Linked DNA regions of Mus musculus: region 1 is linked to region 2. The links are chromatin loops, found by intact Hi-C in ENCODE. Cell type or tissue: heart. All regions are shown on one strand. Links, peaks and the distances in the headings refer to the core of each region. The heading gives the core; the rest is flanking DNA.

Region 1 (5,373 bases), core at 210-5,209, 70 kb after region 2:
CTTGCTGCATCCACGCCTCCATGACCATCAAACACAGCAAAGTAGGCACGGTGCACAGAGTCCTGGCGGGAGTACAGTGGGATTAGACCCCAGGCAGCTGCTCTCATCTGGGGAGGATGCTCTCCGGGAAGTAACTAGGATAACCCTATGGTTGCAAAGTTTGTCCACATAATTCATGTAATGGACACCTAATCCCCACAGTATGTAAGGGAAACCTTTGGGAAGTAACTGTCATCAATTCACTTGGGGACGAATGGAGAAATAATTGTTCTCCTTGGGAAACTTTATCTACCTTGCTATATGATGGCCTGCAGTACTTTGGTGCTCTGTAGAGTTCCTCACCAGCATGAAGGCTCCCTTCAGATGCAGCCCCTTTACCTACGGTCTCTCAGTCTCCAGGGCACTAAGAAGTACATTTTTAATAAATGACTCAGTCTCAGGTACCCTATTAAACAACAAAACAGACCCAAGGCAGGTAGGGTCTGGAAGGACCGACACAGCCCTTACCATCAGACAAGTCAAACTGGCTCAAGTGCACAGGGCGACTTGGGAAAGGACAGCCCTTGGAGCCCCAATTCCACCAGCTCCTCCTGGATACTGCAGACATAACCTAAGGTAAGATGCATCAGGAAGTATCTGCTGTTGGAGGCTCAGCAATTCAAGTCTGAACCTAGCATCTAGTCTCTTTATATAAAAACAGGCCAACTGTTGTCTTAGTTTAGTTTTTGGCTGTGGAAAGCAATGTGCCTGGAAGCTTGGCCCAGAGGTGTTGGTGTTATGAGTTAGCCTCTCAGGCTCCCCAACGGTGGTACTCTTTGAAGACTGCCTTGTACTCAGCCCTAAGACAGCAGCCTGTCAGTATTTCCCCAGGCTTAGCTTTGGTGGGCAGCTCTCAAAGCACTCATGGCTCCCCACCTTTGACACTCCACCCCTCCCCCCAGCTCCCTACACCACTTGTCCTGGGCTCTGCAGGTGCAACACTCACAGACAAGCCGAAGAGATGGTTGAAAGCAGGAAGGGACACGTGTCGGTCCTCCATCTTGCGTCGTGTGTTCCGGATGGCATGGATAGAGACCAGCCACTGCCACTGAGGGGCCTGGGCAGTCAACGGCACCTGCTTCTGCCACTGGCTACATACTTTCCAAAGGCAGTTGAAGAAGCTCCGTGCCAGGCCTTTGGCATCTAGTACTGATGGGCATGATGGAGAGTTGTTAACCAAAAAGTAAAGCCACGCAGTTTAGGCTTAGCTACTTTCCTATATACTCCTTTCCTGCCATGTCCCCAGGTTTTAAATGTTCCTCCCAGCAGCCTACACGGGGCCCACTAGTCAAGCACCTCACTTCCCAGGCACACTCAGCTCGGCACACCGACCTATGAAGTATGCAAGAAAGTCTGCTGCCAGCGACCAAAGTGTCTGGTAATTGTCCATTAATTAGAAATATGACAGGTCCAATGGCAGGGGAGTAAGTGAATTCTGGCCTGTTCTGACTTAAGCTGCTCCTAGAAATAACTTTCACAACTAAACATACAACTATCCTCTAAGCCAAAAACTGTACTCTTGGGCATGAATCCTAGAAGAATGAGGGCTGTTCCCATAAGAACAGTGCATGAATCATACCAGCTACATCTGTAATATCCCAAATCTGTGATCTGTCCAGCTTCCAATCTATAAATGGCTCAGCAGCTAGCTGAGCCTTGGGTAAGGGTCCAGGAGAACTGAGTGAAGTGGCCAGGTCCATCTTCAGAGAATCACACCAAGTGGAAGACACTAACCCCAACTGTCGGCCGTGCGATTCCAGTGATAGGCCTTTTTGAAATGATGAAAACTAGTCACCGTTGGGAGTTAAGGACTGGCTACAGCAGGGAAGGAGAGTTAGTGGCCTGTGGAAGGTTACATGTAGAATCCTTGCAATAAGGAAGCTGGCTTGTGTCTGACCATATTCAGATCTTGTGTGTGACATACTGTTATAGTTTTCTATGATGTTCCTAGGAGGAAAACGGGGTCGTGTATATATAGTCGGGATATCTCTGTTATTTCTCATAATTCACTGCATGCATACTTATTATTTCAAAATAATGTACATGTACATGTAAAAGGTAGAAAAAACTAGAACATCAATAACAAAAGTCCCACCCCAATTTCCCAACCCCCAACCAGAGGGTTCAAGTATCAAAGGCCACAGCAGAGGAACAAGGAGAACTGGGAGAAGTGTGCTTAGTCAGAAGTATGGCCATGGAAGAAACGGGAGGAGTGGAAGAGGCTGGAGGGAGGCATGGGAGGAAAGCAATGAGCAGGGAGAAGGGTAAGTCTAACAAGCCTGCTTGGGGGCAGGCCATCTAGTCTGCTGCAGCCATCATGCTGGGGACTATTAGCAGCAGCTGTGGGAGTGGAGGCTGAGGAGCTGGAGAACTGACTTTGTTAGGCCCAGCCTAGGGACCACAGCTCTAAATGGGACCCTGAAGAACTCAAGTTTCCTGTGTCTAAGCCCATCCCTAACCACATTACTTCTCATGTCTTTCATTTCCTCCTCTGTACACAGGTAGACTCCATGACTACCTGGAGAGCTGTTGTGGTCTCCTTGCTCCTGGAGACTGCTGGTATGGAGGGAACGTTGAGCAAGGCTGGGCCTCTAGGCCTGGGCTGTCTCTTTTTAGCCTTTGGTTACACTGCTATTTCCAGCAATAGGTTTAGACTTGAATTTTGCTCAAGAGGAAGAATGGGCAATTAAAAATGAAGATGGCAAGCCCTACGGTAATGCTCAGCCTCAGGCTCTTGGAGTCCTACCCTGATTTTCTGGCCAAGGGCTATAGTCTTGAGCCTTAGGAACTGCCCGGGAGGTCTATCTTCACAACAATCACAGGGAAGTGCTGGTAGGTGGGCATGGAGGTGCCTTAGTCACATTTCTGCCTGGGGCAATAAGCCTCAAAGAATGTGCTGAGACAGCTGGCAAGAACAGCGTGCCAACAACAGACTTGCAACAGTGCGCAAGGCTACAAGCCTAGGCTTGCATGGCAGCTCTGGGACAGGCAGGGAAGGCGGGGAAGGCACATCCCTTCTCCAGACGCCTGGGTTTAAGGCCTGGTTTGCCGGCTGCAATTCTCCTTCCCACCAGCAGGTGATACTGTCTCCTAGCTGGAGGGGTAAGGATGGGCCTTGGCGGCAGCTGCTGCCAGACTGGATTGTCTGCTGGCTTTATAGAGAACAATGGCCGCCTGTCTTTATGGATAGTTGTCTCCTAGGCAGGGGGCAAGGCCATGCTGGCTTGAAGGCTGGCAGGGAGCTGCGGAAGGGGCCAGAAATGGGGGGTGAGGAGAGTGGCTGGTAGGCGCAAGTGCTAAGGCTGAAGTAGGTTTCTTTTTTCTCCTACAGTGTTCTTTGTCCTTCTACACATGGCCTAAAGCTGGGCAAAGAGAGGCTCCCTCTACTGCCTGGAAACTCGGCCCACATCCTGTGTGCATACCTGCAGCCACCACTTCCCTCCTAATACTTCTGGTACTGCAGCAAAATAGGAGGAAAGAGAGTCATGCAGAAAAAGAGCCTGGATTTTATAAACAAACGCTCTGTCAAGTGGTCTTGGGGCCTCTTGGCGTTTGCTCCCCGTTCTGTTCCTGGGTTCCTTTGGTTTGGTGTACCACTGTAGGGCTCAACTCACTGATGGCTGTAGCCAGTGGACACGAAATGTCCATCTTCGTCACCTCATGATTGGGATCACTGACATCTAATGATCCCAACTAAGGTAAGTCAAGGCAGGGGACCTAGACAACAGTTGCCCCCTCCCCGAGGTGGATGTGCCACTCTGCTAAGGGCCTCGTGTTAGCCAAGGGGGACAGTGAGTACAGGTGAGGTTGGCTGTGTGGCTGTGAACCAACACCTTGCACTTCTCGTGTGTAAGGCAGGACAGGCACCACTCATTTCTATGTGCTCTGAAGCACCATCAAGACAGCACAAAGGTGGGCCACCGTCTCACTGGCCGCCTTTGACCCACGTGCTGCTCAGTCCATTGCAGGTTTTCTATGCCACATCGTGCTCTTGCTGAACTCCAACACTGCTGTCCTGATGGCACGCTGGCACTGACCTTTAGTGTCAATCTGAGTTTGTCACTTGTTAAACAATCCCAGAGCCATATGAGTGGAACTTACAGGTCACGAGGGCTTTCTCTTCTTCCTCCTCTTCCTCCTCCTCCTCTTGTTCAGGCAACCTCTTAAATTCAGAAAGGTCTGTCTGCAGCAGCTGGGAAATTGCCTCGTGGGTCACAGCCACAGCAAACGATGGGGGAGCGTTCCTAGGAAGAAGATGTGAGAGGCGGGGCTGGAGCAGCTCCTGGCATCCTCCACCTTGAAGATGGAGATGATGGCTCATACCTTCCTCTTGGTGTCATCACAAGCAGGTGATCTCTGTCTTCAGGGACCCGGAATGGATATTTACACAACACCAGGGGCACGGCATTTGCTGGGATGTGTTGGAAAGGTATCCTTGAAGCTTGGATCCCTGATGCTCAAGCTGGTAACCCCTGGGAGCAGGGCATGTTAAGTGCTGAACTGTATCCCCCATTTTATATGCTGAGGTTACTGTCTCAGATGGGAGCTCTTGTAAGTTGGTTTACTGTGGATAGCACTAAGAAAGATGAGATTATGGCTGGAGTAGGATGGATGCCTGCTTCAGTACGACTGGCTTGTGAAAGGTGTAAACACAGACATAGATACATGAGGGCAGCCATGTAGGTGCAGGACAGGGACGGAGGGGTGAACCTACAAGCTGAGGAATGCACATGCTTATCTGAAGAGCACCAGGGGGGCTCAGCCTGAGGGCACTTTCACCTCCATTTGGCATCTGTCCTGAGAGAATGATGGTGATCATTAAGGTGTCTGCTCTGTGTGCTTTGGGATGACAACCCCAGGAAATGGTTCTTGGATGGTGAACATCCCAGTGACGTCTTCTGACAGAAGACCCATAGTCTCTGAGCTGCTCGGTTTGTGGAGAAGGGGGCTACGGGTATCCAGGCAGTGGGCAGAAGGGACTCTGGTTTGTTTTTGAAGAGATATGTGACAGTGTCAGATTGAGTTCTTAGATGTCTTTGAGGATAGGCTGGATTGTGAATGCTGGTGACAACGGTCTAGAGAGGCCAGGCCAGGCCTAAGAGCTGGGCAGGGAACCTTGGTGTTAAAAAAGGACAGAGCAGAACAATGTTGGGAGCTGATCAAGAGTGAGAGTGGGGCAAGGGAAGGACAGAGACTCAAACTGGATCTGAGCAGTTGGATTGAGGAGGAGCGGTAGCCCCACCACTGAGCCTAAGAGGAAGCCAGGTTCTGTTTCCACAGGCTCAGCGGAGCTCTGGAGACCTGGAGAGCTGTGAGAACATGGGAGGCAGGAGA
Region 2 (5,373 bases), core at 236-5,235:
ATTTTTCTTAAAATTAAAATTTGTAGGTGCCAGGTGGAAGGCAGAGGCAGGTGCCAGCCTAGTCTAAAAACTGAGTTCCAGGACAGCCAGGGCAACAACACAGAGAAACCCTGTCTTAAAAAAATGAATTAACTTTATTTTATGCATATGAATGTTTCGCTTGAATGCATCTCTATGAGAACATCTCATCTTCTGGAACTGTAATTACAGACAGTTGTGAACTGCCATGGGAATTGAACCCAGATCAGCCAGTGCTCTTAAATGCCGACTCATCTCTCCAGCCCCTAAAATTTGAATTTTAAAAAGAATTCTGCACAGCAAGTGGAAACTTCAAAGGTGAATAGCAACAGGATCTAAATAATCCATCTTCTCAGGGTGGTGGGGAATGTGTGAGTTCAACTGACAGATCCTAATTTTTTTTTGTCCCTACTTAAAATAATCCCCCCTTAAATAAATGAGCCTATAGTGGGTAATCATGAGTGTCAATAATAAGTGTTACTGGCATATTTACCAGCAGGTACAGGGTAGTAATACATGCAAGACAAATGTGATATGGAAAGTACTTTTTCTCCATTCCTCTTTTGACTTGCAGGTCCAGTTCACTTTTATCTTCGTAATTGTATACTATGAGACATTTTGCTCATAAAAATATAACTATTCATGAGTCTTTTCTTTAAAAAAAAAAAAAAAGAACGTTAATTATTCTATCTTGTTAGCACACTTGGTGAAAACACACCTTTTCTGGCATTTCTAAAATTATGACTATTCAAATTTTAATGCATTTCTGAATAGACTTGTTCATCAGGAAAATATGCCGAAGTCCTGAGATTATTAAATCAAGGAGAGGCCTGTGCAATAGCTCAAGAGCTGAAGCATTTAAAACAGGATCTTTCTACAGCAAAGCTTGATTCTAGTTCTTCGCCCTGTAAAAGGACTTCCTTTCAATACCTTATCTGAAAAAGGCTGTCTTCTCTTTCCTCAAGATAGCTAAGTTAAATTAAACTATCTCAGAGACCTTCGATAAATGAACTTGTTTTAGTTAAAACAATACACTTCAACATTCCACATGCAGGAAATCCTGCAAGTGATCGTGCAAAAACTATTCTTGAACACTGAAACGTTATGGGGAAACGATCACAGTAATCGGGCTAAAACATATGGATACATTCACACTGTTAAGAGAGTACTCTTGAGGGTAACGACGGGATAATTTAAAGTCAAATTAGGACTAACTCCAAATACTTCTTAATAATTCTAGAGTGATGCTGGCTTATCCTTTCTGAAACACAATCGGTATATTTAAATCCATTTTGAAACTTCAAGATTTCAATATGTCCACAACCAACGCTGTGTCATTAACGGTTAAGCCCGAGGCAGAAAGCATCATTAGCGCTACTTAAGATATTTTGTGAATGCTGTTCACGTACACAGAAGAGAAGAAAAATATTTTGGTGCTCAGCACACAAGCCTATTATTCCGTCTTGCAAAACCATGGCCGCCGCCACCACGGACAAGCATCTAATACAATTCCTGGCTTTAATCTAATGTCAAGAGGCGGTGGCTATAATGCTATAAATTAGGAGACACAGTGTACTTCCGTTCCCGTCCCGAGGGAGAAGCCTCGAAAGTACGCGCTTTAAGACCAAGCCCCGGAGTCTTCGAGTCCTGGCCTCAATCGGGGTTGCCCCTCCAACCGCAAACGAGAAGCAGCAGAGGAAGACGAGGAGCAACACCTAAGCCTCGACCGGCTCCAGGACCCCGCCCCAGGGCTCCAGGAGTGAAGGCCAAGAAGCCAGGGGTCCGGGGCGCCGCAGAACGCGAGGCCAAGGCGCGGGAAGGGCCGTGGGTGCGTCCAGATCAGCCACAGGCAGGGGGCACAGGGTGACCGCGTGAGGCCGGGCCTGAAATCCAGCGCGGATACTCACCAAACCATGCCGTAGGCGCCTTCTCCGATGTACGAGAGGTTGGTGTAGCGCGGCCCTACGTCGAACACCTGCCCGCGGACCATCTCCGGGCCCGCCGCCGCCGCCGCCGCCATGTTGGCTGCACAGCCGCCGCCGCCGCCGCCGCCGCCGCGTTCGGTTCGACGCTTCGCGGCTGCCGCTCGACTTATGCTGCGCTTCCCGCAGGAACCGCGCTGCCGCCCGTGTAGCCGCCCCCGCCGGCGATCGGGAACGAGGAAGGAGGACAACACAGAGGAGAGAATTAACCGCCGGTAGAACCACTGCCAGCCTTCCTGCCTGACGGGCGGGCTACGAGTGGGAGGAGGGAAGGGTTCGCGTCGAAGGGCGCTAGGGCGGAGTCAAGGGCGTGCGTGTTGATTGGCTTCTCTTGGTAGAGAGGGCGGAGTCTCGCGGGTCGGCGGAAGCAGCGAGGTGAGGCAGGAGCACTGCGGCTGCGGGGGAGGGACGTCATGTGCGCTCGGAGACCCAAGCGCTGGGTAGCTCTAGAGAGCTAGGTTGGAATTTAGGCATAAGGACCCCACAGAGTCCCACCCACTGTCCTGGTGCTGTGCCTGGTCCAGAACGAACTCACACGGGACCAGGGACTTGGCTTGAGACCAGAGGACTCACTGCACACCAACCACGGGACCCCTGAGACAGACCTCTAAGAATACGTGGCCCACATTGTGCACTCTGATGAACTTAGACCATCAGAGTGGGACAGAAACCAAAAAGCATAACCCAGACCCAGAAAAAAACTTTCACCCTGTAATGAGCATAATTTTAAAAAATGCCTTTTAGACATATAAAACTAGATTAAGCAGGAATCCCACAGCATCCAAGGCTGCTCCTGATCCAGAGCTCAGTGACATCACTCACGCAAGATAACCAGATACAGTCCTAGAACCCCATGATGCCCACTGGACAGAATATAAGCAGAGACCAAAAGCAGTGATTTGCTCTACACATCTGGAGAGATACACCTTGATCTGCTCTGTGGCTAGAGAATCCACTCCCCCCCCCCCCCCCCCCCCCCCGCCAGGGTCCTGATCCTCAAATCAGAAACCTGATCTGAAGCTAAGATAGGTGACACAGGTGACCTTGGGGAGACAGGCTTAGGACTGTAAGAAATTTAGACTGTAAACCTTGCATGATGACCTTCAGCATAATAAAATATAACTTTTGTTATACTAACTACATATATCTACCTTCTTGCCCGTGACACACACCTAACAGTGTGAGACATAAGTAAGCAGAAACCAAAACACAAGACATTGAATCCCCTAATTAGAGGTTTGTTCAAGAAGATTTGCTGAATATCTACGGCACTGGAGCCAGCCATGCTTCCAGAGTGAAAAGACAGACAAAATACAATATTTGCACTTAAGTGTTGTGAAGAAATAAAAAGCCAAGGGAAAGTATAGAGAGCTGTGGGTAGGGACACTGGAAAAAGACATAGAAATTTGGGGACTCGGGTCCAGGTGTTGTGCAACAGTTTCCTGAAGGACTGAAACATTCTATGAACTTGAAACATTCTAACTTGAGGGGAAGCTTCTGAAATAGTAAACTAAAAACTAAAAGCAGCAAGGCGGCATGGTGCCTCACACCTTGATTCCCACCACTTGTGAGGCAGTGGCAGGCAGATCGCTTATGAATTGGAAGCCAGCCTGGTCTACAGAGTGAGTTCCAGGATAGCCAAGAATATGCAGAGAAACCCTGTCTCAAAAAAACAAAACCAATCAAAAAACTCAAAGGAGTTTCAGGAAGTCCTTAAAACTGACCAGATTCACTAGGCCCCTCCCACCAGAGTAAGCAATAAAAGCTGAGAGTCCCTCTGAGATGGAGCTCAGGTGAGCTGCAAAGACTCTTGAGACCAGCTACCTGGAAGAGGCAAAACCCTGCCTGCTGCCTGGTAATGGTTTAGACAAACTTATGCACTCGGAAGGACACTCTTCAACTTCAGCAGCATCCACACTTTGGTCTGTTGTGAGCTCCTGTTTGTAGTGAGGAAACCTGTGTTGTGTCTCCCCAGGAAAAGTTTTGTCACAGATGGGTATACTGAAACACAGCATAGTTAGAATGGCTAAAACATCTGAACAAGATTTAGAAAAAAAAAACCAACCAACCAAACAAAAAAACTTGATGTCATGGGTCCGAACCAGTCACAAACACCACTAAACTGAAGGATGAAATTGGAATCTTAAAGTTGGTGGATGCCCAGACAAAGCAGAGCTAATGAGATTATAAGTGACTACCACTGTCTCCTGAGCCATCCCTGGAAGCAGACTCCTGTGTGGCCAACATGGAGATCTAACTTAGAGACATCAAGTCTGGCCTTCTAGACATCAATAAAGATTAACTAGGCAATCTCAAAGATAAAAAAGTAAATCTTTAATAATAAAGGGAAGAACTGGGGTGTTCCTCAGTGGAGGAATGCATACTAAGCATATGGCAAGTTTTTGATTCTTTAATCCTTCAAAATGTTTTAGTCCATTCAGCAGAATCTATTTCAGAAGAAACCTAATACCATGGCTCTATTAAAATGTATTTTTTAAAGACCAGGATAGATGGATAGTATCATGAAATAAAAACCCCACGAATTAACATAAAATTAGCAGCTGAAACAGTAAACATCTGATGACACAGAAGAACAAGTCAGCAGTATAAAAGGTAGATATTAGGAAAGTTTGCAAAATCATTAAAACCGCTAAAAAAGAAAACAATCTAGGATAGTATTGCATGCTTTTAATCACAGCATTTGCTCAGACAGGGCTCCATACTAAGACCTGTCTTTAAAAGCAAGAAAGAAAATAATTGAGATAATTGTAGGAATTCAAACTATATATATCCAAAAATAAAACTGAGGCAATTGGGCTGGAGAGATGGCTCAGCGGTTAAGAGCACTGACTGCTCTTCTGATGGTCCTGAGTTCAAGTCCCAGCAACCACATGGTGGCCCACAACCATCCATAATGAGATCTGACGCCCTCTTCTGATGCATCTGAAGACAGCTACAGTGTACTTAGATATAATAATAAATAAATCTTTAAAAAAAAAAACTGAGGCAATCAATTAGAAACAATAATCAAAATGGAAGAAAACTTTCCTCAGACATACAAGTAGAAAATTCAATGGGTTCTCGGGGTTCCAGAAAATTAATAAGCAGAGGTCAACTTGTGTTAGTTACTTATCCTGTTTCAGTGTTTAAATGCCCTGACAAAAGCAATTTAAAGGAGAAAGGGTTTATTTTGAATCCCAGTTTGAGAATACGGTCCATCCCGGTTAGAAAGCCTGGCTCAGGACTTGAGGTGGCTGCTTACATAAGCAGGAATCAGAGAGTGGTATATGCTAATACTCAGCTTTTAATAACCCCCTGTTTAATATAGCCTAGTACTTCAGCCCAGATCAGTGCTCTCCATAGTTAAGGTGAG

Evidence for each region. Hi-C counts contacts between places; a loop is a spot of excess contacts. Peaks named below come from ENCODE experiments on the same cell type or tissue, not always from the same donor. Only the 100,000 strongest peaks of a DNase experiment are listed, where the experiment ranks them.
Region 1: it touches region 2 in a loop (2.4-fold over the local background); 3 of 42 quality-filtered maps call a loop at or near these places.

The regions. Positions count from the first base shown.
Region 1 is chr16:16,909,849-16,915,221 of GRCm38, reverse strand. Ppm1f (protein phosphatase 1F (PP2C domain containing)) reads right to left here. Exons shown (of 8, transcript NM_176833.4): 3 at 4,141-4,283; 4 at 986-1,188; 5 at 1-62. Among named protein-coding and RNA genes, the nearest start is that of Ppm1f, 16 kb to the right of the region's middle. In heart, for the core only: no CTCF peak of the experiment used is centred there; a DNase peak (open chromatin) is centred at 3,081; H3K27ac peaks cover 1,282 bases.
Region 2 is chr16:16,980,292-16,985,664 of GRCm38, reverse strand. It overlaps Mapk1 (mitogen-activated protein kinase 1), which reads right to left and starts at 2,283. Exons shown (of 9, transcript NM_011949.3): 1 at 1,926-2,283. The coding sequence starts at 2,038. In heart, for the core only: no CTCF peak of the experiment used is centred there; DNase peaks (open chromatin) are centred at 1,694 and 2,314; H3K4me3 peaks cover 2,743 bases; H3K27ac peaks cover 1,835 bases.